Linked DNA regions of Homo sapiens: all the other regions are linked to region 1. A link is a contact called in ENCODE Hi-C or POLR2A ChIA-PET data. All regions are on one chromosome and are shown on one strand. The core of a region is the stretch at or near the end of the contact, and the rest is flanking DNA. Distances in the headings are between cores, read along the strand shown. Region 1 has its middle 120 kb from the start of LINC00877. Region 2 overlaps FOXP1 (forkhead box P1). Region 3 overlaps FOXP1 (forkhead box P1). Region 4 holds the start of SHQ1 (SHQ1, H/ACA ribonucleoprotein assembly factor). Region 5 overlaps LOC105377161 (a long non-coding RNA gene). Region 6 overlaps FOXP1 (forkhead box P1).

Region 1 (4,459 bases), core at 607-3,106:
CCATGGCACTTTGTAATTCCTGTATTACCGGCACCTTTGGAGGCTGAGGTGGGTAGATCACTTGAGGTCCATAGTTTGAAACCAGCCTGGCCAACACAGCGAAACCCCGTCTCTACTAAAAAAATACAAAAAATTAGCTGGGCATGGTGGCGCATTGCCTGTAATCAGCTACTGAGGAGGTTGAGGCAGGAGAATCGCTTAAACCCAGGAGGCAGAGGTTGCAGTGAGCCAAGTTCACACCACTGCACTCCAGCCTGGGTGACAGAGAAAGACCCTGTCTCAAAAAAGAGAAAGAGCTCTTGAGGACATGCCCAAAGATGGGGCCTTGTTGACGAAGAGCTCAAAGGAGCCTGGCTAGAGTTTGGTCAAGGAGAGAGTTTTTGACACCACCTGCTTGAGCACGACCCAACAGCTCTTGCCCCATGCCTGACTTTGCCTCCTATGCTGAGGACTCTCTTCTTCTCTCCTGCCCTAAGGCATCTCTGTTGCTGCTGAGACACCAGGTGGCCTAGACCCCAACATGTGTGACCTGGAAGTGAGCAGGGTGGTTAACACTTTGATCAGTGAGGGACAGAAGCTGGTCAAATGATAAATTGGGAGAACTTATTGGAAAGGATAAACTCTGATACTGTCCTCCCAATGAGCGCACACTGTCCTAAGATGTGTGTACAACCTGTCGGAGGACAGTGACAAATTGGAGCAATCGATCGCTTTCCATGCCAACTTGGCATGCACCTTCTTATATTTGCTGTCATTCATTCCTGACCTCATTCCTGTTTCCCCTCACTCTATCATCCCTGGGACTGCACTTCCCAATAAAATATTAGTGTATAATCATTTGCCTCCAGCTCTGTTTTCTAGAGAATCTAGGCTGAGACAACTAGCACTGTGATGCCCAGAGGAGACTGGGATTCAAAGAATATTATGTTTGAAGACCTTTATGCTCAGTAGAATCCTTACGTGATGCAAGATTAAGTTAGGATTAATATCCGGATCATGCTTGAGGCTAGCTCTGTTTTAAGAAGGCTTTCACAGGGAGCCCCTCTCTTGCTCTTGACATTTAGAAGTATGGGAAGGTACAGTCCTTTTCCTGAGCTGTCTGACTTTTAGCTGCCAGACACACCTGTAGCAGCCGCCAGATGATGCAGGCTCTTCCTCCTTAGTAACCATCTGTCTACAATGATGGGCAGCCTCAAGGGAGGGTCTCCTCTACCATCTCCCTCTCGTTTCTTCTCCTTGGTCTCTCAACCCCTCTGAATAGCTGAATACCTCCCCTCTTTATATCTTAGCTTTCTGTGGACCAAAACCCAGAAAGGCAAGGGGCTGTGCACCCAGGCGCATAGTTACAATCTGACACCCAATAGATACTTTACGTTCCAGGATGTATCAAAAGCAGGTGGCAGTGGGCGCGGTGGCTCACGCCTGTAATCTCAGCACTTTGGGAGGCCGAGGTGGGTGGATCACTTGTCAGGAGTTCAAGACCAGCCTGGCCAACATGGTGAAACCCCATCTCTACTAAAAATACAAAAATTAGCTGGGCCTGGTGGTGGGTGCCTATAATCCCAGCTACTTGGGAGGCTGAGACAAGAACTGCTTGAACCCGGGATGCAGAGGTTACGGTGAGCCGAGATGGTGCTACTGCACTCCAGCCTAAGCAACAGAGCAAGGTTCTGTCTCAAAAAAAAAAAAAAAAAAATACATGTGGCAAATAAGCACATGAGAACAGTTTTGACATCATTAGTTATTAGGGAGACTCAAGTTAAAACCACAATGAGCTACCAAAAAAAAAAAAAAAAAAAAAGAAAGAACAAAAGCATGTGCAAATCTGTCAAAATCATGATATGAAAATGTGTACACAACATAATGCAGTGTGCCAGCATTCACTGAGATTTCAAAGTCAATTCAAGCAATAGCTATCAGCGCTGGTCCTGTGCTAATCTTAAAATGGCACAAGGCAGTTACGGTCACAGGTGCTTCCCACACACCAGGCATGTACCGAACGTTTCATGTAAGTGTTTCATTTTGAATCAAAACCTTGTGAGGTAGACTATTATTATCTCTAATTTACAAAGGAGGCAAATGAGCTTCAGAGAGAAAAGGAACTTGCCAGAATCTCACAACTGGCTGAACCAAAATTCGGATCCAGGACTTTCTAACTGCAAAGCCCACAATCATAAGCCTTGTGCTTCCCCCATATCCTGTTGGCCCTGACTTCCTTACACGCCTACGAAGTCCTCTGTGATCTCTGCCTGAGGGTTTTCTCCTCTGCACACATGTTGGGCTGCAAGTGCTCAGGAGTTGATACTCCCAAGAGCAGCCCCAGCTGATGATGAATGAGCATTGGAGGGTAAGCATCAGCTTCCTTGCCCCTTGCGGGCCTTAACCCTGGTAGGTTCTGCACAGTCTTCTGAAGGTTCCCAGTTGTCTGCAGTGAAAACCCACTCAGCAACACACAAAATTGGCTTCCTTCTCTTCCCTGTCTCATTTCCCAACTCCCCTAGTGGGATCACTTTCCAAATCAACAGTGTGTACTGAAACTCCTGTCTCAGAGTCTGCTGCTCGGGGGCGGGTGGGGTGGAAGATAGACTCGGTGGGAGGTAGGGTTCCTTATTCTGGAAGAACTTACATATTCTTATGGAGAAAACACACACACACACACACACACACACACACACACACACACACACACGCATGCACAGAGAAGTAGAGAAATAACAAAGACTGTCTCCTGAAGGTAGAACTGCGTGGTATCATGTATCAAAGATAGAATGGGCCTGATGGTACAAAGTGAAGGCAGCTGCACCTGATGACCCCTCACTTTTTTTTTTTTTTTTTTTTTTTGAGACAGGGTTTCACTCTGTCACCCAGGCTGGAGTGCAGTGGTGCTATCTCAGCTTACTGCAACATCTGCCTCCCTGGTTCAAGTAATTCTCCTGCCTCAGCCTCCCACGTAGCTGAGTTTACAGGTGTGCACCACCACACCTGGCTAGTTTTTGTATTTTTAGTAGAGACAGGGTTTTACCATGTTGTCCAGACTGATCTCAAACTCTCGACCTAAGGTGATCCTCCCACCTCAGCCTCCCAAAGTGCTGGAATTACAGGTGTGAGCCACCATGCCTAGTCGACCCCTGATGTTTTGACTGAAAGACCTCAGATTCTCTCCCTTGTGCCACCACCCAGGAGGGTACAAACAGAACAAAATCTGGGCCTTAGGCCTTTCCTCTGATTCCTTAGGGGAATCATATCTGCCCAGCACACTGGGCTGGCTTTGCACAACAGTAAAGTTTATTGCCACGTGAGAGGTGCTAATGTTTTACCACTGAGAATATCTCAGAAGTTAGAACCTCAGGTCCTTCAGTTGTCTTAGCTATGGATGAAAAACCTTCCATCACCCAGCTGCTTGGGTCTTAAGATAGGAAGTGACAGCTACGGTCTTAAGGTAGGAAGCAGTATGTTTTGAGAGCGATCTGTCATTTCTCCACATTTGGCCCACTAGAGTCTTTCTTACTTGAGCACTAAAACATGCTTCTGACCTCTGATCAAAACGGTGTTGATGATACAGAGTCATGTGCCTGACTCAGGCCATGCAAATCACCCCACCGCCAACTCCTAATTCCCTCAAGGATTATCAAAAGAACATAAATAAAGGGTCGACTGCCTCCATTATCCAGCATTCAACTCCTTTTTCGATGTGGGCATGAAAGCAGAGAGCTGTGTAGTTGGTTGAATGATGGCCCCCTAAAAATATGTCCACCTAGTACCTGTGAATGTGACCTTATTTGGAGAAAGGGTCTTGGCAGGTGCAATTAAGCAAGGCTCTCAAGATGAGATCATCTTGGATCATCTGGATAAGTCTTCAGTGGAATGCACGTGTTCATATAAGAGACAGAAGATAAGAAGACAGAGGAGGAAAAGTCCACATGAAGGCAGAGGCCGAGATTGGAGTGATGTGGCCACAAACTAAGCAATGCCAGGCTCCACCAGAAGCTGGAAGCAGCAGGGAACAGAATCCCTGCTACAGCCTCCAGAGGGAGTGCAGTCCTGCTGACACCTTGACTTTAAATTTCTAGCTTCCAGACAGTGACAGAGTACATTTCTGTTTTCCTAACCGAGCCAGTTTTTGTGGTATCTGTTACAGCAGCCACGGGAAACTAATACAAGTTGCTAACAATTTTTGGCCCTAACAACGTTTTCAGGGCTTTAACCCTTAATCTTCATAATGATGCTTTAAATGTTTTAATTAAATTAATTTTTTTCTTCTTATAACGAAGCTTTTTGGGTTCTTTTAGAAACTGGGTCTCGCTCCGTTGCCCAGGCTAGGGTGCAGTGGCGTGACTGTAGCTCACTGTAACCTCAACCTTCTGGCCTCAAGCAGTCCTCCCACTTCTGCCTCTCAAAGTGCAGGGATTACAGGAGTGAGCTACTGCACCCAGCCCATAATGATAATTTAAGGTAAGGA
Region 2 (4,459 bases), core at 1,455-3,954, 970 kb before region 1:
CAAAGTCACTTCCTCTCCCTTAGTCTGAACCCTAAAAACTGGGTGGAAGAACCCAAGATCAAGGAAGTACAGCAACCATGGTTGGTCAATGAAATCATGGGGGCGGGGGGGGGGGGGCGCATGACACACGTGGATATCTCCCCTCAAATATGACTAACTTGAGGGTTCTGTGAATCCAAGCTAACATAACCCTGGATAGCTATGTCCGGGGCCACAAAAGCATTCCTCAGCTAAAAATATGTTGGTGACACCAAAAATGGTACAGCAAACTGTGGTCCAAGGGACACAGCCATACTCGTTCCTTGTTCCTTACGCATGGTCAACGGCTGCTTTTGTACCCCAATGGCAGAGCTAAGTCGAGTTGCTGTGACAGACACTGTATGGCCTGCAATGCTGAAAATATTTACTGTCTACCCCTTTATGGAAAAAATTTGCCATGCCCTCCCCTCTGTGTGGGACTTTTTACCAGAGGTTTCTGATTAAAACATTCTATTACAGAACAATTTCTTCGGATATATCAATGCTTTGCATAGTCACAACTCCTTTTCCTAGGTAGAAGGTTGGAAATTTTTGGATATTTAAAATTACTCATCCTTGAAAAATAAATATATCTAAGTAGGTTAAGAAGTTCTAACGCTTTTAAAGAGTGCCTAGTATGGGCTAGGCAGTTTATATGATGTACTTTTTATTTACTCATTCATTTATTTAATTTTTAGAGACAAGGTTTTGCTTTGCTACCTAGGCTACAGTACAGTGGCATTATCATAGCTCACTGCGGCCTCGAACTTCTGGGCTCAAGTGAGCCTCCCACCTTAGCTTCCCAATTAACTAAGACTATGGGCACATGCCACGACACCCAGCTGAATTTTTTTTTTTTTTTTTTTGGCAGAGATAGGGTCTTGCTATGTTGACCTGGCTGGTCTCAAACTCTTGGCCTCAAGAAATCCTTCCACCTTAGCCTCCAAATGCATTGGGATTACAGGGGTAAACCACCTGTGTCTTGCCTGGTGTACCTTTTAATTCTAACAACCGTAAAAAGTGGTTAACATCCCAAATCACATGTGCTGATACTGAGGCTCAGATGACATGTGGCTAGTTCAAAGAACATATTAATAATGTCCTCACTACCCAGTCAGGCTTTCTCCAAAACTTTCTTTACATCCACTGCCAAGCAGAAAGCAAACTGTCAATAAGAAGTGCTGCCTCTAACCAGGCTGTATAATGCAGCAGTTAAGAATAAGTCTTCTGAAGCCAGACTGCCTGGGTTTGGACCTTGACTCCACCTCTTATTAGCTGTGTGACCTTGGGTAAATCATTTAACCTCTCTGGGCATTAGTTTCCTTAACTCTATGCTGGGAATACTACTACAATACTAGCATAAACTGTTTGTGAGGATTAAATGAGTTAATATATGTGAAGCATTTCGGGACTATGCCTGTTTTAAGGTTCAGTACTATTTAATTATAAACTATTACTAGGGGAGTGTAAAATCAAGGGAACAGAAAATAGGTGAAAATAATCTATGAAGTAACACTTAAATCAAGGTCAAAGCAATGTTACCTTTATTAAGTAAGAATACCAAGGAGAATTCAAGCAACACTGCTATCAATTTGCCTAAACCATAAGAAATCCCTTCTAAAAAAGAAAGGGACAACTGAAGAGAAGCGTAGACTAGAGAATTTTGGGTCCACTGAAGCAAATGAAGATGCTTTCAGGATCTATGAATCCAGCAATCTGAGCAAAGTACTTGATGCATCACTCTCTGATGACAATAACCCCCCCTCCCCCCCCACCCAGTGAGATCATTCAAAGAAGCCAGGTGGTTTTTACTTGAACCACAGAAGTTTGCTAGCTTCTTTCAGTTCGGTTCAATGGAAAACAAAGTTGGTTTCATCAAAGTCAATTTGATTTCCCTTTAGACTGAACAGAGAAGTGGGAAATGTGAATCTACAAGAAGACTAACTTATTTTCCACTGCACTAGGCAAGATCCTGATACCTGAAGACAACTCTGAATTTCCAAGAGTTAAAATCATGTTGTAGAGGAAAACTGAAATCCTGAATTTGTTACATATGACCAGTCAATGCGTAACTCAGGAAAGCATCTAGGGGAGTTTCTTCTTACTCAGCATTTGCTCTCCTTTGCTACTTTACAATATTCATTTTTACATTCTTGAAGCAACTTTCTCATCCCCAGCCCCCATGTGGTTCACGTGGGGTGAACATCTCCCTCTGTTCTGGAGGCAGCATGTAATGCAAGCCAGGGCACATCATGGTGATTGGCTCAAAGCTAGAACACATGACTCAATCTGGGCCAATGACAGTCTGCCTATGGCTTTTTCTGGGGCTACATGGAAAGAGATACTCTGTGGGATTAATAAACCTGTCCTCTTCAGTTCCACTTGGAAAGAGCCCCCAGATGAAGACAACATAGAAAAACAGAGCTAATGGACAATCAATACTCCAACAGCCTTGGTTAAATATCAGGATCTAGCCATGCTTGAAGCCAGCTGTACCACTGGACTTCCTAGCAATAGGGGCCAATTATCATCCCTCATTTATTTATTTATTTTTTTCGCTTCAGCCAATTTAAGTTGGGTTTCTGTAACTTACAAACAAAAGTCGTCTTACAAATATAAGTCAATAAATAAGTACCAGGAAATAACCAAGCAACAGTTGCAGGTTGATAGTGGGCATTCCAATTCCACTGAGCAAACAGGAACTGAGAACATGTCGTGTCATGTGCAAAACCACAATAAATAATTGATAGGTGGTTTCCTATACAAGTGCCAGACTTCTAATATCTTTAGAAGAGAAATGGGCTCTTTTATAGGAATTGAGTCTAGGCCCCAATTCTAATGATCTTTATTTTCTTTAATACGAAAATTATTCTCTCTCCTTTTTGGGATAATCTTCTAATAAATATAACCTAATTGTCAGCTCACATAACAAATGAACCTATGATTTGAGGATTTTTTACGGTAGGCATAAGTTAGCCATTAACAAAATGTTTAAAATGGGTCTAGAAACTGTCATTTCCCTTTCTGACTCTGAAACTGATATATGTCCCTGAGCTTATGGATAGCAATTTTATAGTTCTAGAGACTTTATAACAATAAATCATATTTACAGATGTTTATCAGCCATTCTACAGATGGAAGAAATCGGTACCAAGGTATTTATCAAACCTAGCACTGGTGTAGAAGAAAAAACTCAGAATTTAAAAGTGGCTCTGCCAAGTTCTTTTTCTCTCATTATATAAATATGATTAGGCAAATGATCAGGAAAGAACAAAACTAAGATTCTATAGTGAGTGATTTCTAAACAAAACAAAACCCAATATCACTACTCTGAATGATAATAATTGTAAACGGCTGTTGCTTAATTTAAAATAAAGCATTGCTGATCGTGATTGTTCACATCTAGAAGCAATTTTGGACATCTCTTTTAAAATATTTTTAAGTACTTAAGTTTTCAATGACTACATAATGCTCTCAGAGTATAATCCTGAGGCAAGAAAGCTATGAAATAGATTCACAGGCTTCCATTCATTAACCAAAAATTTATATTCACCAAAACTGCTTGCAGGTAACACAAGGTATCTCTCTAAGGATGGCTTTATTACAATATTTGTATCGGGTCCATAAAGATAGATACAGAGACTGTTCTAACAATATAAAGACCACACAAAACTGGAGACCTGCACATAAATCAGCTCACCTCTGTTTCCCTGGGGCTTGAATGAGAGAGAAAAGCTAGAAGGAGATGGTCCCCAACACCCAATTTGTAAACCATCAAGCACCCAGATGTATACATGGGCATATGTTATAGTTATACATGTGCCTATGTTATAGGTATACATGTGCATATGTTTGATTACATGTCTATAATATCATGTAACATTATATTCAATTCATAGGTTAATGATTCAGTGATATTATGAATATATTTATATGATACAAAAATGGAGGGCAGTTTGGTCTAAATTTTATTTTTAACTGACAAGGTAACACAAGTAAGGAATAGCATAGAAGCATTTCACTTCAGCTATGAGATTAATATTATTTCCTTACAGAGATGCTTTATAGGTGTTATAGCTTCAAATGGGCCAACCCAGGTCTTAGTCATACTTTAACAGTAGAAATTGTTACTCCACTTTCCCTATAAGGACAAGAACCTGAACAAAAGTCAATACCAATATAGAAAGTTAAGAACCAAATTGGTAGCTTTCCTCGCCATCTGCTTTCTACATTTATAAAGTCAATTGTATAACAAAGAATGGGTCCAATCACCCAGCTGCAATTGGCCAGTAATTGTCACCAATTTTATAAAAATAAAGTGCATATGCAATTGCTTCAAAGAGAATAAAATACCTAGGAACCCAACTTGCAAGGGAAGTGAAGGACCTCTTCAAGGAGAACTACAAACCACTGCTCAATGAAATAAAAGAGGATACAAACA
Region 3 (4,459 bases), core at 618-3,117, 900 kb before region 1:
TATCCCAAAGTTTCATTTATTTTCCTGTTACTGTGAAATTCCAGGTGAAGATTACTGGGCTCCTATGGCTTCAGCTTTTTACTATTAAGGAATATTATATTAGAATCATCAACAACAATCCAGTGAAATTCTAATAACATTATTAGCACCTTTCGTTAAGCGTATGTCACATGCTGTGTGTCTCTAGCTGGGTGCTTTATGTCCAAGTTTTCATTTGGTTCTTGTATGGTGGGTATCATTTATGGCCTTTTTTTTTTTTTTACATGGAGTCTCACTGTGTTGCCAGACTGGAGTGCAGTGGTGTGATCTTGGCTCACTGCAACCTCCGCCTCCTGGGTTCAAGCGATTCTCCTGCCTCAGCCTCCTGAGTAGCTGGGACCACAGGCGGGTGCCACCACACCCAGCTATTTTTTGTATTTTTAGTAGAGACAGGATTTCACCATGTTGGCCAGGATGGCCTTGATCTCTTGACCTCGTGATCTGCCCGCCTTGGCCTCCCAAAGTGCTAGGATTACAGGCGTGAGCCACCGCACATTTACGGCCATTTTATAGACAAAGAAACAAAGTTTTCTATTTTGCCCAAGGTCATGGTGGCAGGTCACGATTCAAACATGAATCCTTTGTTTCTAAAGCCTAAAGAGACTCAGGATGACATGGCTGAAAATTCTAGCATTGGAACTGCAAATATCGGATTGAAATCCATCACAACTGTATTCTTTGTAGCTGCAAACCTGAAACCAGTGTCTCATGTTGACAACTGGCCTTGCCCATGTTTTGTCCTTGGCCAAGGGGCAAAAAGAAAGCTCTGCCCTCTTTCAGACTGTGCCCATTACAGTTCTAGCTTACTTATCTAGGACTGCTAGTTAATTTCATATTAAGGAAATCTGTGAGCATCCCATGAAAGGGGATCTTCTCTCGTTCTTGCTTATGTGACAACAACATATACAAACATCATTATTATGCAATGTACCGGGGGGAAAGGGAGCACATTTGATAAATGTCATGATAATTTTATTCTTCGGGAATCTAAAATTGCTGTTGCCTTTTCTAATCTCCAGTGTCTCTAGCTGGTCCAGAGATAACGGCTCCCATCCCAGGCTAGAGACTCCATCTCTAATTTCCCCAAGTCTGTCAATGAGAGGCAGGGACTGAAATCCCAAGTTCTGTCTCACCGGATATTTTCCAGGAATGCCTCTCTTCCAAATCATCAGCGACATTTAACATGACCCTGAGCAGCAAACTTCTGCCCCAGAGGAAAGCAGAAAACCAATTTATGTAAAATTAAAAGCGATTTGCTTGATCCATCACTTGCTTCCACTCCCGTCCCACTTTCAACTGCAACACATTCAGCTGGAATTACAGGCTACCTCTTCGTCCTGCACTGGGGCATAGAATCTATCTATGCACAACCATGGAGAACAAACATTACAGAGAAAATAATGACTTTGGAAGCACCAGGCACCCTACCCAAACACAAGCTACATGTGTGTTCACAGATGGAAACTAACGGCTGTTTACCCTGAAGGCCCCATAAGAAAAATGCAGTCACCATAACAGTAAAATGCAACTTACTATTCAACATGAAACAAAGTGAGATAAAGAGAGGGCTAGGGACTGAATTCCAACAAAGAGCTCTTATAGTACCTTGGATTTCCTCGGGACAGTCCACACCATTCAAGAGCTGTGCAGGCCCTGAAGAGGTGAGCTGCACAACTGATGAGATCAAAAGACCAAGGCAGGAAAAGGGTTGCAGGTTAGCTCAGTTCTTTGTTGGGTGGGTCAGAGAACAGAACTCATGTGACATCATTTTGTGTCTTGCTCTGGAGGTGCACTTAGCAAAGCCAGAAATCCAATGTTAATTGATCAAACAACGACAACAAAATACCGGTTTTGTCTGGCAAAGGATTATGCAACATATTGATGTAAACGGCATCGAGCCGCATCAGAGGTACTCTGACCATTTCCTTGATGCAACAAATAAGGGCACGCATTCCTTGTCAGTGCATCACAAAATGACAACAAAAGTCATCCAAGGTTTCCTGTTGAGAGATGCCAGCTGGTATTGACAAAGGCTTAAGAGTGTCTTTCTCAGACCTCTGTGGTTTAGCACTTTGTCAAAACAGGATACTATTTAAATTAAAAATTTACTGATTCAAGTTCAGAAAAACCCTGCTTTGCTGTTTTTATAACCAAATTTGTGGGTGGGGAAACTTTGACCTTTATTTTTTCTTTTTTTATGACACCTTATATGGGTCTGAGAAGGTACTATATTTAGCAGGCTAGATTTGAGAACTAAGGTGTCTAAGCAAGATGACTATCACTTTCTATGAATTACTGTACATGTGAAATCATGGGCTTGTTATATTATGCAAAAGCGACTCATGTGAAACAAACAAAAATACCTGTTTGCATGTATAAGTTTTGTAAAATCTTTGTGGGGAGAGAAAGGGGAAATACACACTAGACTAGGCCACGGCATAATGTACCTCCCATGTGAATCTGGCTTAGTGTGCAAATGTATGTTTTCAGAGAAGGCTAAGCCAGGGCTGTAAGACTATGGTCAAAAAAGCAAAGCTGACGGTCAACCATAAGCAGTGCAGTGGTGAGAACCAAGATGCTGGGGAATAGATGGAGTCTCTGGAAATTGCGAAAGAGCAACCAAGCTTGTTTCTGATTGGGGGCTCTTAAACTTGCTCTTCCCCGAACCTGAAACTTTCTTCCCTAGATAGACGCAAGACTCAGTCCCTCACTCAGTCAAGGTCTCTACTCAAAGACCATTTCCTCAGAGTCCTTCCCTGGCCAGCCAGTCAAACATGGGACTGTCATCACCACGGTGTTTATCTTAATCTACTTTGTTTTCTTACAGATTTCATCGTCACACAACATGTGGTGATACATTGTTTTGTTTTTTGTTTTTTTTTTTTTGGCTTACCAGTTTAATGTCCCATAAGAATGTAATCTCCCGGCTGCTTTCTCTGCTGCTCACTCTAGGTGCCTCACTCTAGGTGTCTAGGTCAACACAACCACCCAATAATTTGTCAGATGTTTGTTGAACAGGGAATCTCATGAACAGTCTATTTGAGTTGCGTAAAGGATCTCATTATTTTTCTTGAACTTTCACCTGTCTAGCTAACTATTTATGGGAAAGGTACTAACAAAGTCATTCCAATGATGTCAAAGACTTCTGAGACACCAGAGATGCAGTTAGATATAAATATTAAACTACTTATTTTGCCTTAAAATCACTCTGAGATTATCTTTGAAGGTCTTACAGCTTTGAGAATATGCAACTTCCCATTGTTTAGGGGGAAACGCTGGAGGAAATTTGCATAATTTGAGAAAGAAATCGAACTCACCAAATACCTTAGTGCAGTTCATCTCTTTTGTCAATCTCTCTTTCTTATTAGTACAGGCAAATCTTTTAGTGAAGTGAATAATACTTTGGCCAATGACCTTACGCCAAGAGTACACCAGTGCTCAGGTCACATTTTGACCTTTCTTCCATCCAACATAGCTGAAGGATATGACACTTTATAAACAATTACACTGACTTGCTCTTACTCTGATTCTAAATAGGGCTAATGAGGAGGTTGGAATCAGTGGCACCCAACCTCCGAAACAAGCCCCAAAGATTCTCACCATTTGGTATTCATGCCTTGGATAGTACCTTCCAACACCATGTCAGGGCCGGTCTCTGTGACCAATAAATATGGCAGAAGTAATGGTATGTGATTTCCAAGGCTAGGTCACAACTTGGATCACTCTGGGAAAAGCCAGCTGCCACATCACAAGGGCACTGAAGTCACACTATGGAGAGGTCCACAGCCTGAGAACTTGAGGCCTCCTGCTGACAGCCATGTGAGCGAGCCATCTTGGAAGCGGCTCCCCTAGCCCCAATCATGCCCCAGCCTCACATTTTGACTGCAATCTCATGAGATGCTATGAGCCTGAACCACCCAGCTAAGCCACTCCCCTATCTCTGACTCACAGAAAGTGTGTAAAAGAATAAATGTTTAAACTGTAAGACACTAAGGTTTGGAGTAAATAACAGAGTTATCCAAATCTGATCATGAGGGCAGTTGCATGTCATCTGGCTTGCACACACTTTCTTCCTGCAGGAACACTCTTCCCTGCCCCATCCTTGCCACATGGGGATCACTACTACCCACAGTCCTAGTTAAGAAAGAGGAACTCTAATTTTCACAAGGCAGCCAGTTTAAAAAGACATCAGTCTATAATCAGGGTACAAAGATACAAAGAAATCAAGAATTCCAAAATGCCTGGGCTCTAGCTGGGCCACTATAGCGTGCTGTTGCCTTTGAGACTCTGAGGTGAATCTGTTCATGAAACCTTGAGCCACTTAGAAGAGGGATAGACAGCAGACAGGCAGGCTACTGAAATGAGTTGAAGTCCATGGCAAAGTGGGAATGGGCAGCATTTCTCTGCTCCAGATAACTGG
Region 4 (4,459 bases), core at 1,134-3,633, 860 kb after region 1:
ACTATGAGCATGAAATGATAATGCAAAGAGCTTAGTGGCCGGCACAACAGGTGAGCATTCAGAAAATGTGAGCTATTATTACCAGCTCCCTTCCCCTAAACTCTATAAGCCTAGAGTTAAATTCTTACTGCAGAGAAAATTATATTTGCTTACATGGGGCCTCCGCAGCTACAGTCTCCATTCTTCAAGGAGAGGGACCAGGTTTTATTCATCCTTGGTATAGCAAACTGTATGTTCTTTTTTTTTTTTTTTTTAGACAGTCTCGCTCTGTTACTCAGGCTGGAGTGCGATAGCGCAATCTTGGCTCACTGCAACCTTCGCCCCCCAGGTTCAAGCGATTCTCTCACCTCAAGCTTCCCAAGTAGCTAGGACTACAAGCGCGTGCCATCAAGCCCAGATAATTTTTTTGTATTTTTAGTACAGATGGGGTTTAACCATGTTGGTCAGGCCGGTCTCAAACTCCTGACCTCAAGTGATCTGCCCACCTCGGCATCCCAAAGTGCTGGGATTACAGGAGTGAGCCACCACATCTGGGGGCAAACTGTATTATCAAAGAATGCCCATCTCACAGCACTCTTCCCAACCATGAAGGTCTATGTTCCCTCCCCTTAAAATTCAGCAGGCTCTGGGACTGTTTTGATGAATACAATAAAGCAGAAGTGACACAGGAATTAGACCTTTAACATATGAATTTGGGGACAAGAGTTGGGGGGGTGCCCACAAATAATCCATCCACGGCAACGGGTAAATAATAAAGCCTCGTTGTAACACTGTCCTAATAACAAATGAGATAATCCGTATAAAGCACTAACCTGGAGTAAAAATTCAATAAATATTTGCTACCACCATAATCTTCTTCCTATTCTTCACATCTTGGCTTAAATATCGCCTCCCCAGAAAGGCTTTTCCTGACCACTTTATAAAACATGGGCCCTTTTTCATTCTCTATTAGTGCACTTCTTTCTCCTCATAGCACTCACCACAATTAAGTACACTGTTTATTGTTTTCCTCTCCCCAGTGAAAAGTACATGAGGGCAGGACTTTGTCTTGTTCAGCACAATAATACCAACACTGAAACTCAATAAATAAATTAAAGAAATAAGTGAATTAAAAAACTGGAAAGTGCAATAATTCAAATACGGACGTTATATGGTCTAAGGGAAATCTGAGCAAAACTGGTTCAGCAACAGTGAAAAAACCACCTTGACTGGTGGAGAAGGTTTGTACCACAAAAGTACTTGGGTGGGAAAAGTAGGATGCAGCTACACTTCAGAAAGATTAGGAGGATGGATAAAGAGAAGGACAAGAGATTGGCAATACTTTAGGATGAATATGTAGCAGCGGGTTCTGTGGAATGGGGTTAATAGCAGTGCTTATCCCTAAGGATCACCGTCAAAGTTAAATGAGATACACCATCATAAAGCACTTAACGGAACTGCTTGTCCACCACACTACGAGTTATCAGTGTTAGCTGCTACCAAGGTTACGATTCTGCAAGGAGAATAATTTAAACAGATCAAGTGCTGACAGACCCTCACGGAGACTTGGGGGAAACAACCACACTTCAGGGACAAAACCAAACAGAAGAGCAGCAGACAGCAGGGAAGCAGGAGAACTAGGCTAATTTGGTGTCAAGAGGTCCAAAAAAGGTAAGAATTTCGGTAAGTAGGGAGCGGACAGACAAGAGATAGATCAACAGAAGGCGGCCTGGGCAAAGTTAAAAGGACCGACGGGTTGGGAAGTCACGGAGATGTCAGCGCGCGCCGTTCCCAGGAAGGGAGAGACTGGGAGAGCAAACGCGGAGTGAAAGGAAAGAACAGAACAAGTCAGAACGGGACGAGAACTAGGGCGACAGGGCAGAAACGGGAAAGTGACACGGTCCAAACGTCACTTTTTCAAGTGATTCCGCAATCCTTTGATATGGGATTTAAGAAAGCTCAAGAAGGAAAAGGGCTTCCGCAGCATCTAAAACGCACCCCTGGAAGAGGGCAGTTCCCTGGCACCAAGAGAAGCTGCGGAAACGTCGGGAAAAGGCATTCGCGCAATCGAGCACTGCTCTCTCGACCTTGCATTCTCCCTCTAAAGCAGCTATCTAACGAATGCGCCTTTCCTGCGGCCAGGCACCCCGAACTCGCCTGAGAAAGTATGGCTTGGCGTAGAACTTGAAGTCAGACCCCTCGAAGTAGACGTCGAACTCGGAGACCCGGGCGTAGGGCACGCGGATGGCGATAGTCAGGAAGTCCGGATCCTGGCTGAGGTCGAACGCCGGGGTCAGCATCGCCGCACCGGACGCAAGGGCCGGCGCCGCTCGCTCTCACTGCCGCCGCGTTCCCGCCACGCAAACTCTCCAACTCCCCACGCGCAGGAACTCTCGGTGTGAGGGACGGAGCTTCCGGCTCGAGGCGGAAGTGCTCGCGCGTAAGGCAGGAAGTCTCTCCCCACGCCAATCTCCATGGAGACGGGACGCCGTTCGAGAAGAGGCGGAACTTTCAAAACCCCCGGGCGGAGAAAGGGCGTGGCGAGTGGTGCCTGGGAGCCGGCGTTGAACCGGCGGGATGACTAGCAACCGAGCCTTTTTCGAGGTTCTTAGAGATGATTTTAACAGCACTGGCTTGACAGGTAAACAGACGTGCGTTTGAATCCCTTCCTGGCCACAACTTCTCAGCTGTAAGACCTTGGGAAAGTTACAAAACCTCTCTATATCTTCTGTAAAACGCGGATAATGCGAGAACCTAGCCCCATAGAAATGCTGTGAGGGTAGCATGAAATTGTGCATGTAGAACTCTAATAACGAACTTGGCAAGTTGTCAACGCTTGATGTGCTGAAGTAGTCACCGCAGTAGCCACAGCAGCACCGTTACAGTGGTTTCCCTTAGTTCTCACCTGCCTTGTGAACAATTCCTCTTACACTTTCCCTTTCCTCCCTCTCTCTTTCCACTTCTCTTTTTCTGCAGCTTTCTCTCTCATTCTTAACGGCTTATTTGAAGAGTTTTCTCTTTAACAGAGCGTCCGTCCCGCTAATCTCATCTAATCTACGCTGCAAACTCTAAAGAAAACGGCTCAGAGAGGTTAATCAGTACGTTTTATAACCATGCATTTTACAGTAATTAGAACTCAGAACGTTTGACTCTTAAACCGTGTCGGTGACTGCATTCACAAATTAAGGTCCCTCTGTATTCCCCTTCTTTCCTTTTTCTCACTCTTGTCCTTACACTTGTCTGAGGACATCTTTTCTGTCTTTTTTTCTACTTGTCTTCCTTGTATTTTCTCCCTTTGGAGTGTGCCCCTTACACTCTCTCAGTGCCTCTCCCGCTGGTTTCCCTCTTCCCCCACATATTCCCTTGGCCTTTCCACACATGTTGTTTCCTGTTATTCCACCACTAATTAGAATAATCCAGTTGTGGTATTTATTCCGTGGTTTTAAGTATCAGTGGAAAAGGGATGAAAAGTACTCTCCTAGGACAGTGGAGATAACCAGAAAACTTCAAAAGTCTTTTCAATCTCCAGCTGTTTTATGATTCTAAGGAGACATTCTTGAAACTTCATTAGGACTCAGAAAAAAAATTAATAGTAACAGGGGCTAACATTAACTGAATATTTACTATGTGCCAGCACTGCAGCAAACCCTTTGTAATGATCTCATTCTCCCTCCTGACCGCTCTATGAAGTAGGCATTATATATTCCCTTGGCTTGCACAGGATCTCACAGCTAGTAAGTGGTGCAATGGGAATTGAAACCCAGGTGAGTCTGATTCCTAGGCCCAGGCTCTACACTATTACAGAGTTGACTCCCTCTGTTATTACCACCTACTTTGTTTCACATTCTAAAGCCAAGCCTGCCTGCTTTAGACCATACTGAGCCTTACAAGTAATAGGCACTCAATATTGACAATGAATTGATGCCAACTTTGATTTAATAAAGCTCTCAAAAGGTCCCTTGAGATAGGCCTGTGACTAAACTATTCCAAATTAGCTTCTTTACAAAGAATCTTGGCCGGGAGCGGTGGCTCACACCTGTAATCCCACCACTTTGGGAGGCCGAGGGGGTGGATCACCTGAGGTCAGGAGTTCGAGACTAGCCTGGCCAAGATGGTGAAACTCCGTCTCTACTAAAAATACAAAAATTAGCCAGGCATGGTGGTGTGTGCCTATAATCCCAGCTACTCAGGAGGCTGAGGCAGGAGAATCCCTTGAACCCAGGAGGCGGAAGTTGCAGTAAGCCGAGATTGTGCCATTTCACTCCAGCCTGGGTGACAAGAGTGAAACTCCATCTCAAAAAAAAAAAAAAGAAATAATCTTTACATCTGCCATGGGACCTCATTCCTGTAGGTCACAAGCATTAATATTTTTAAATTATTAATGCCAGAGAATCAACTGAAACAAGCTATGCTATCCATGAGGAAATTCTAATTGAAAGCACTTTGCAAACTAGAGCTGTGCATTTCCTGGGTACTTTAT
Region 5 (4,459 bases), core at 699-3,198, 640 kb after region 1:
TCAGTGCAGGTGGTTTATTTGGGAGGTGAAACAGAAATGAGTAAGGAAGTGGAGAAATGAGACAGGCAAGAGCAGGCAGTTAATAAAGAGTGAGAAGAGTGAGTTACCACCCCACTACCACTGCCAGCAACTGGGGCTTCATCTCACGGGGATTTTTGCAGGGGCAGGGAGCCTGTAAAGACCCCTAAATTCCTAAACACAGGGAATTCTGTAAACAAATGATAGGATATGCTCTCAACAGAAAATGATGAAAAAACAAAAATAGATAATTTAATAAAAATTATTTATAAGCAATTTTTCACTGTAAACAAAACTTTTACTTATCTGTTCTTCCTCAGATTTCTCCATAGTGAGCACCCACAGATGACTTGTTTGATAAAAATGATAGACATTCCAAAAAACAAAACCAAAAAAGTACAACTCTAAAATATTTTAGGAGAATTTGCTAGGTAAAAAAAATGCTAAGGCAAATCCTGAAAAACAATGCTCCCCTCCAATAAGGGCCTCTTGGTTCCCTAGCTTGTCTTTGATATGAAAATGCAATTTTAAAAGAGGGGTGGAATATTTCCACATAGACAGCTGGCTGAGAGCCAGATGCACCTCTGCCTGATACCAAAGGAAGCCAGGTGTTTGCTGATGCCTGTGGAATCCAGGCACACACCCCCTGGCCACATCTTGTCATCCCAAGATGAGGCACTGCTCCTCAGTGCACCCCAGTCTGCGTGCAGCATCTGAAAAGTCAGGCTGGGGCCATTTGGCCCTGCCCTTCCCATCAGGCCCGCGGCCTTAGCAAGCTGGAGCCTGTTTGCCTAGACCTAGTGGAGTGGAGGCCTCTGCTGAGAGATCTGGAAGATCCTGTTGGGCAGGACCAACTTGATGGATGACCTGCTCATTGCCAAAGGAAGGCGGGGTGAGGGTGCAGATTCTCCTCCCCGAGACACCAAAACGTGCCCCAGGGGACCTTAGAAAATAACTGCTCTTCTCTCATACAGGGGCACAGAGTTGCTTCCTGTCAGATGGCAAATGGTAATCATGGTGGCTTTAAATATTCCCGCACAGCCTGGGGTGCCTGAAAGCATTTCAGAATCATGATGGGCAAAGCTGGAGGATACATTTTCCTTTCTTGTGCACCAGGTACGAAGACTCTCAGCTCCAGGCACAGCAGGAAAGTATGCCAAGTGCCTCTTGGCACTTCTCCTGGAAGCGTAAGGGGTCCCCTCCTTCATTCAGGCACCAACCTCCTTGCTCCCCACCCGCTAACTCTGCTATGGCCAGCCCAAACTTATCTTCTCTCCTGTTCACCCATACATCATCTTCCCTTCCTCTGAAAAACATTCCATCAAAGTTCACATTGCTCATTGCCTAGGGTTCAGCTTAATATTCATGGAGAAAATGATCTAATCAAACTACGTATTAACGAATAAGAACACCTTAATGTACTCAGCCAAAGGTATGAATCTCAAACAGCTGAATTTTACCATTTGGTGGCAGGCCAGTGAGCAGAGGCTTGTTTTGCTGAATGCCTTCCTAAAAAAAATCCCAAACCAGAACACCTAGCAACTGGAAATTGGCACTGCCCACCATAATTTCATAGGGAATATAATCTGTTAGAATGTTAAGGGAACTTGAAGACTACATCATAAAAATAGTAAACATGATTTGAGTAATTTTTATGCTGTACAAATTATCTTTTTTTAATCCATGCAATAGATATTCTCACCCCATTTTATAGATGCAGAAGCTGTGGCTTAGAGAGGTTAAGTAACCTTCCTATGACCACACTGCAACGGAGGAAGTTGAGATCTGAACCCTGAAAGCCTGGCTTTAGTTTGAACTCTTCTATGCATTACTGTCTTCCACTTCTTTTTGCAGCCTAGAACACTGAGATTGTATGAGGATTGGAGATACAGAGACTGATGAGTGAATGAGCAAGGCCAGAATCTTCCTACTTCTTGGCACTAGTTCTCTTTTATCAGAAAACAGGAAGTGCAATTCTATGAGTCACAGAGGTCAGAAGCAGGTAGGGAGAGCCTGACAATTACTTCTAACTAATTGGTATTCAATGTCTTTTAACCATGGCAACCTTTGTTCAAGTGAGATCTTACTTGGAAGTCCAATATATTCTGCAGATAAAAGTGAGTTCCTCGGGTTAAAGGTGCGAGAGGATAGCCCAAACTTTAATCTTGAACCTACAGTGGCCCCTGTGGCTTTTCCATGGAAGCCCTAGGCCTTGAGAAGCAGATCTGGAAAATCACTCCTTGTTGTTGATTGCAAAAATTGCCAAAATGCATTGCAGCTTCTCCCATCAAGAGGCAGAGCTATTTTCTCTACTCCCAGAACTGGGGTGGGCCTTGTGACTTGCTTTGACAGAATGCAGCAAAAGTGACATGGCGCCAGTTCTCAGTTGACGCCTCAAGAGACTTCATGCTCTTCTGTGCTTGCTCTTGGAACCCTTCCACCACCAAGTGAGCAAGCCCAGGTTGGCCTGCTGGACGGTGACAACCTCAGTCATCTCAGCCCAGCTCTCATTGTGCGAGAGCAGGATGGCCTGCTGGATGGCGACAGCCCCAGTCATCTCAGCTGAGACCGTCGCAAGCCAACCTGGCAGCTGATCATGCCCATCTGAGACCAGACCAGCCCAGTACAGACCCAAAGGACTGCCTGGCTGAGGCTGGCCAAATTGCTGACCTACACAATTGTGAGCTAAAGGTGAGTAAATGATGTTTTAAGCTATCAAGTTTTGGAGTCATTTGCTTTGCAGCAATAACTAATGGATATAGTTCCCTAATAGAAGAATCTCAAAATGACACCAAGGTCTTCCCCTCCGGTCTCCAAATGTGGAGGAATGGCACAGCAAGGAGTCCCTCCCCAGACATCCCCTATCCCCAATCCTAACCCAAGGCCCCCAAATCCACCTCTGCCTTAGGATGTAATGGGCAAAGGAGAGGCATCCCCAGCTGCCCTTATTCCAAACAGAATGACAATCACAGAGGGGAAATGAAAGACTCCTTTACATGATCCTACAAGAGCCAAACTTCCATCTAAAGAATTCAGTTGGAAATCCACTTGTGTGCAGCTGTTTCCTGCAAGTGCTTCAAGGCTTGTGGCATCCTCAAAGCCAGGGGTTGGGGGAGAAGCAGAAGGAAGAAGGGGAGAGGGCCTTAAAGGTTAAACCTGGCACATTAAAGCTGCTCAGAAAACACCAAAAAAATGTAAATGAACATTTTTAGCTGCAGTGGGAGAAAGGCAGCCCCGAGGCCGGGGGTTGATCTTTCAGAGTATCGGGCACACCGCAAAGCTGTCTCCATTTATTTACTTCTAATTGAAAGCTGGCGTGCTGAGGGTTACTCCACCCAGGCGTGAAGCGTAGCCATCCGTGAAAGATTTCCCAAGACCTCTCCCTCTGCAGAAGCATCCTTCATGTGCTTGAAAGGGAAAATGTCAAGGGGGCACTAAATTAAAACTCAGTTTTGTCTTTGAAAAATAGATTCAATCCTCAGTAGGACTTGGTTGGAGAGATACTAGCATTAGCATAATTTCTCAATGCATTTTATAGGCCAGTCAGAAAAAAAGGATATTCAGAAAATCTACCAGGAAAAAAAAAAAAGGTTTCATGGGGGGCCACACATGCTATTTTTCACAGAGAGAGACTCCTGGGACTCGTGGTTGACAATGGGTGGTTTTCTCGGTGAAATTTTACCTCTTCAGGGATGGTTTCAACACAATTGGTCAGCTGGTGGTAAATGCCATCCAAGAAAAATAAGTTGGCTGGCTTTCATGACTGTCATCCATATCCAAGTTCATTAGTTCACTCACTCATTCACTCCCTTCATGGATTCAGCAAACACTTATTGAGTCCCTGTGACGTGCGAGGCCCCGTGCTGGCTACTGGGCATACAACGGTGCCCATGACAGCCCACTCAACGCCTACAGTCTACCGGGAACGAGAGACAAGCCAGCGTGTTAAGAGAGTCCTCCATCTATGTGAGAGTACCCTCTGGAAAGCCTTCTGTGAGTCAGTTTTGCACATAAGCCAGATGGATTAAAACTCTGGCCCATTCAGTGGGTGCCCGTCAAGCAGCATTGGAAACATGTGAGCTTGCATGTGGCTGCCTACTTTGCTTCCTGCCTTTCTTCTTAGGCAAACTTTATCAATAGTGAATAAAGACTGGAGTCGGGCAGACATCCATCCAAATGCAGCCTCCATCTTACTATTGATACAGTCTCGGGCAAGACACCTGACTCTCAGAGCCTCATGTTGCTCATTGGTAAAACGAGGACAACAGCAGTCCTATGGCAGAAACCACCTGCCTCATCTTAATTTCCCTTTTTTTTTTAAGGAACAGAACCTTGGCATTACTAAGCACTGCAGTGAGCCTGGCCAAGAGACTACCTTGACCAGCCCACCTCATGGCTAGGTATGGCCATGAGAGCAATCTCTGGCCCATGAGATATAAGC
Region 6 (4,459 bases), core at 1,254-3,753, 590 kb before region 1:
TTGCCGAGGCAGCAAACTCCACTGAAAGAGAAGTCGCTGCCAACTCAAATACTATTTGCTTTCACACCCAAGAACAAACTGTGTGCATGGCGAAGGCATCGAAGGGCTCGGAGCAGCTGGAGAGGACTGCAGAAAGGTAACAGTAGTGTCAGAGCTACTGTAAACTGGTTCTCACTTTTCTATCAGCAAGTTAGCATCCAGGAAAACAACGCAATGCCTTCACCTTGCATCCCAGCAGCCCTAAGTCAGGACCTGCTGTAACTCAAAACCTCCTCTTTCTAAGTCAACAAGCCAAGGGACTTTTCAGAAAAAGAAAAAATCACCCAGACAAAAGAAACACATACTTCAGCAGTGGGATTCTAAGGGCCAAGAGGTTCAGGCTTGAAATGGAGTCATGAGGAATTTCCATATCTCAGTGCGACATGCAACCCACCTTCTCTGTAAGCAGGAAATGCAAAGGAAGTGTTCACTGCAACTTTGTAAACCAAAGGCAGAAAGCTCTGCCAAAGCAAATATCCTTACTGCAAGGCTTCTGCTTAAAAGGTCCTGCAAGTTACAGTTGTGCCTCATGGATGGGCGTCAGTAAGGATGTGTGTGTGTGTGGTGGGGAGGGGGGTTGGGGGGGGCAGTCAAGAATTCTATAGGAAGAGAAAAACAATCCAAGTCTCCAAAAAGCGAAAGGTTTATTCCATGATGACATTCTGTTCCAGTTTCAAGTAAACAAAGGCCAACTTCTTGCAGACATGGCAACTTCTTGCAGACGTGGCCCAAGTTAAAAACGGTTAAATAAGAAAGATTTTAAAAGTTCCTTTGTGCATGCTGCTTTGAAATAAACAGTTCAAATTCTTGTGCAGTGCCGTGTAGTCAGGAAGAGATGAGCCCCCCATCTGAGACAAGCCTCACGTTATCAAACTCTGCCCTCCCCAGGCCTGGCCTGTTGCAAATCCAGAATTAAACACTGTTAATTATTTGCAGGCAAAATCCTTTTCAAAGTAAAAAATCAAATTGTTTGTTCAAAAACTCCTGCTCCATCTAAGTTCCCCCTCCCGCTGAACATCATTACTTCAAAGAGCTCACAAAAATGTCATGGCCTCCAAACATGTATATGAAGGAAATGATGAATCTGTATGAATGGAAGATCTAAGTATTCTCCACTTGTAATAATAACACTCACCTAAAACAAAAATATCACATATTTCCAATTCTAGATTGGACTTTGTCAGGTTTCAATATTAAGAGTCAATTTTATTGACTTCCTCCAGTTTAAATTTAGAAATCTTTTTCTTACTGTCTTAACCACCCATGCCTACTTGCCCCCACTACAAAAAGTTTCATGGTTTAGACATAGGTTGAAAAATCTGCCTAACTAAATAAACAAAGACTGCCTTTCTTTCCAAATAAAAATGAGTTTAAGAATTTGCCTACTGTTCCCCCAAGACACAATCATATAGCAAATTCTCCCACCTCCAAAATGATTGATGTGATGTCTTTCCTTTCTTTCATCATTCCCTACCTTGTCTGGTCGCTGGTGAAAACCAGGAAGCCACAGACACACACTTCGGTCTTTCGCTTGTGCGGGCCTCAATTCTCCAATGCCAGGTTGCTGCCAATGTCCTTGCAGCCAATGGTAAACAGGCCACAAGGTTCAAGTTAACTGCGGAGCGTTACTACACTGAACATCTGGTCATGAATGAACGGATTGCCCACTAACTCTCAGCATTGGGCAGCTGATGAAAAATTCAACATTTTCCTTGTTGGCACAGTTGTTTTGGAGAATTCTCTAGAGCTTCCTGAATTATATTAAGAAAATTTCACTGCAGCAATCTATATCTGTGAGAACAGCTGGTGTTGAAAGGGATCTGCTGCTCTCTCTCTGTGCTGGGGGACCTCATGTTGGATCAGGACACTTTTACTACATTTGTCCTTGAAAACTTAGCCTTCGTTCAGGGGTACAGGGTAAAGCAGGAAAGACAGCTCACGGATGCTGGATTCCACACAGACGAACATCTTAATTCAGAGTGAAAAATCTATTACTCAGTGAAGAAGGCATTAAGATCAAAACAGTTCATTAGAAATAGACCTGTCTCTGAATTTTCTTTAGAAAACATATCTAATCAAAATTATCGTTGGGTTATGATATCAGATTGGTCCTATCAGCATGGCACATTTCCTAAAGATTTTCAGTAGAAAATAATAGTCCTTTATAAAACTCAACTAGATGCAATGTGTCCAAACATTACTTTTTCACCACATAACTGATTTTAAACTCAGCAAAGTGTTTTATTAAACCTAAGGGTGAAACAATTAGAGCAAATCTGATGTAATATGTTACATTATACTCAGCACTGGAAGAGGTCACAGTGACAGAGGTGTCTGAGGCTTAAGAAAAGAAATTCTCTAAAAATATAACAGTCGCGTTTAAAGAAATTAACTTGTTAATGGATATATGTGATATATTACTATTCTTTTTGTTTAAAAAAAAGGAAGTGGTAAACTTAAGTCAAGCTAAATTTAGGCTATTATCTATGCAGCATAAATTTCACTTCTGTGTATAAATGCTAACTTGCATATTTCTCCATGGTAACTAAACTATGATTAAAACAACAGTGAAACCAGCCTTTAAAGCCACCTGTTTAACTAGGAACAACCTAATTTACAAAAATACTTAAACTTTGGAAATTTCATGGGCATCTATATCGTGCTCTTCCCAGTAGAAAGCTCACTTTTCCATGAACATATAATTGCAATGCACTTGGCCTAGGTCGCAATCATTCTTTTTTTAACTAGTGTAATTTTTTTCATGTATTGTTCACGCTAACCTAAGTGGTATTTAAGATTGTAAAGAATAAGACTGTAATAACTCTTTCCAAGAAGAAAGTTATTTTACCGTTTGGAAGGGATTAATTTACCTAGAAAGTATCTTCACATTTTACAAAAAGAACAAATGAAAAAAGTGAGAAAATTCCAAACTGAAATGACTCTTTGAGATGGCAAGCCACATTCAAACTAATTTTTTTATTGAGATAGCCTGATAATTTACTAATGAAGAAATGGGCTATTTTATTGGTGAAATTAAAGAAATAATTATAATATGCCCAAGAATAATAAAAATGTAGGTATAAGCAATATTTTCTTATTTAATTATAAAACATAAAAGTAGGTTTGAATGTGAATCATTTTGAAACCTTAGAATTGGGTTTAGAATTTAAATACTGAAAACCCCATGAAGTTGAAGCATAATCATAATAGGTCAGGTTTGGTGTGAAAATCATGACTCATATTCATGACACATATTCAGAAATGCCTCATACTAAAACTTTATTATAATCAAAAATTGATCCTCAGTTTTTTTTTGTCTCCTGGTCTTTACATGATGTAATGTCTAAGACCACATTTCACACTGTTAAGTAATGATGACTATAGAAGACTCATAATAAAAAAAAAACTCATAAAATGTCACAATTTATAATTTTATGTATACTTGCCTCTCTAATATCATGTACATTTACGCAGTGGATGCTAATTAGATAACAACGGTATTACTATAATGTCTATAAAACCTGCCTTTAAAACCAAATTCCGTTAAAAATAGTCTTTTCAAGCTGACATAGCCCATTTCCAGGGTCATATTTAAAATAATTAGCACCATTGCTAGTAAATGTTCTAATAAAACTTGAAAATGATTTCTAAGCAAAATGCAAAATTCTCTAAACTTAACAAGAAAGTCTTCCAGTAATCTGAGATAATCTTTTGAAAGGGTGTCTGTGAAATCAAAGCAGTTTTAACATTTTAAAGTTCAGAATCTCTAGGGCCACTTACATGGCTCCTGAAAACTACTCTTGGAGAACCTGACCTATGGACTCTCTCATCCCATCTGATTCTTTTTCATTTTTTAAATTTTTTGTAGAGATGGGATCTCACTGTGTTGCCCAGGCTGGTGTTGAACTCCTGGGCTCAAGTGATCCTCCAGCCTCGGCCTCCCAAAGTGTTGGGGTTACAGGCATGAGCCACTGCACTCAGCCCCATATACTTCTTTGACACATACAAATGTCTGCGGAGCAGAGCAAGAGTTTCTGAGAAGCACATGGAAACAAAAGCCAACTATGCCTGCATCAACAATGTCCACTAAAAGAGCCCCAATTTCCAGAAGAGTCACCAGCTCCCAAAGAGCAGAATGTAAATTGTTCATATGCACCAGCCCAACTCCAAGGCAATCAGCAGTTATTTTTAGAAGTCCCGGATTTTTGTTTTCTCAGAACAATGATGAGTCCTCTTTAGAGATACGTTTTTAAAACCAACAGTCAACTCTCCTTTTTAAGCCTCCCCTATTTCAAATCCAATTCAGCTATTGGACAAAAAATCTAGAAGAAAGAATTCCATAGGCAGTGGTCATTTGTTCTTAAATACATCCCAGACCTTAGAAGAAAAGGTCAAACAGGTTATCTGTGAGTGTGAAGCA

What was found. Hi-C counts contacts between places; a loop is a spot of excess contacts on that map. ChIA-PET counts read pairs that join two places held with the same protein, here RNA polymerase II (POLR2A). Pooled maps may share reads with other maps.
Region 2: a loop to region 1 is called in a pooled map, with 14 times the contacts of the local background. The contact joins two enhancer-like sites. A Hi-C loop is called at or near these places in 4 of 37 single-sample maps with no recorded cell type and 2 of 50 pooled maps.
Region 3: a map with no recorded cell type shows a loop between it and region 1 (27-fold over the local background). The contact joins two enhancer-like sites. A Hi-C loop is called at or near these places in 12 of 37 single-sample maps with no recorded cell type and 6 of 50 pooled maps.
Region 4: a loop to region 1 is called in a pooled map, with 6 times the contacts of the local background. The contact joins the promoter of SHQ1 here to the enhancer-like site in region 1. A Hi-C loop is called at or near these places in 6 of 37 single-sample maps with no recorded cell type and 10 of 50 pooled maps.
Region 5: a loop to region 1 is called in a pooled map, with 5 times the contacts of the local background. The contact joins two enhancer-like sites. A Hi-C loop is called at or near these places in 4 of 37 single-sample maps with no recorded cell type and 9 of 50 pooled maps. POLR2A ChIA-PET finds 5 or more read pairs at or near these places in 1 of 52 experiments (H1).
Region 6: a loop to region 1 is called in a pooled map, with 11 times the contacts of the local background. The contact joins two enhancer-like sites. A Hi-C loop is called at or near these places in 7 of 37 single-sample maps with no recorded cell type and 4 of 50 pooled maps.

What each region holds. Positions count from the first base shown.
Region 1 is chr3:71,983,220-71,987,678 of GRCh38, forward strand. No RefSeq gene overlaps it. Among named protein-coding and RNA genes, the nearest start is that of LINC00877, 120 kb to the right of the region's middle. RefSeq lists an enhancer at 1-63. Within about 2 kb of position 1,857, at least 2 of the 41 ENCODE cell types and tissues checked have a DNase peak (open chromatin) inside an H3K27ac peak, as active enhancers do.
Region 2 is chr3:71,009,052-71,013,510 of GRCh38, forward strand. All of the region lies in intron 12 of FOXP1 (forkhead box P1), which reads right to left. Among named protein-coding and RNA genes, the nearest start is that of FOXP1-AS1, 280 kb to the right of the region's middle. Within about 2 kb of position 2,705, at least 8 of the 41 ENCODE cell types and tissues checked have a DNase peak (open chromatin) inside an H3K27ac peak, as active enhancers do.
Region 3 is chr3:71,085,489-71,089,947 of GRCh38, forward strand. All of the region lies in intron 7 of FOXP1 (forkhead box P1), which reads right to left. It overlaps LOC124906247 (a long non-coding RNA gene), which reads left to right. Exons shown (of 2, transcript XR_007095956.1): 2 at 1-3,227. Among named protein-coding and RNA genes, the nearest start is that of FOXP1-AS1, 200 kb to the right of the region's middle. RefSeq lists an enhancer at 2,356-2,455. Within about 2 kb of position 1,868, at least 7 of the 41 ENCODE cell types and tissues checked have a DNase peak (open chromatin) inside an H3K27ac peak, as active enhancers do.
Region 4 is chr3:72,846,062-72,850,520 of GRCh38, forward strand. SHQ1 (SHQ1, H/ACA ribonucleoprotein assembly factor) reads right to left here and starts at 2,384. Exons shown (of 11, transcript NM_018130.3): 1 at 2,137-2,384. The coding sequence starts at 2,279. RefSeq lists an enhancer at 2,603-2,702.
Region 5 is chr3:72,627,448-72,631,906 of GRCh38, forward strand. All of the region lies in intron 8 of LOC105377161 (a long non-coding RNA gene), which reads right to left. Among named protein-coding and RNA genes, the nearest start is that of RYBP, 180 kb to the left of the region's middle. Within about 2 kb of position 1,949, at least 4 of the 41 ENCODE cell types and tissues checked have a DNase peak (open chromatin) inside an H3K27ac peak, as active enhancers do.
Region 6 is chr3:71,389,973-71,394,431 of GRCh38, forward strand. The region is part of intron 3 of FOXP1 (forkhead box P1); the gene reads right to left. Among named protein-coding and RNA genes, the nearest start is that of FOXP1-AS1, 100 kb to the left of the region's middle. RefSeq lists a silencer at 306-600 and an enhancer at 2,281-2,360. Within about 2 kb of position 2,504, at least 4 of the 41 ENCODE cell types and tissues checked have a DNase peak (open chromatin) inside an H3K27ac peak, as active enhancers do.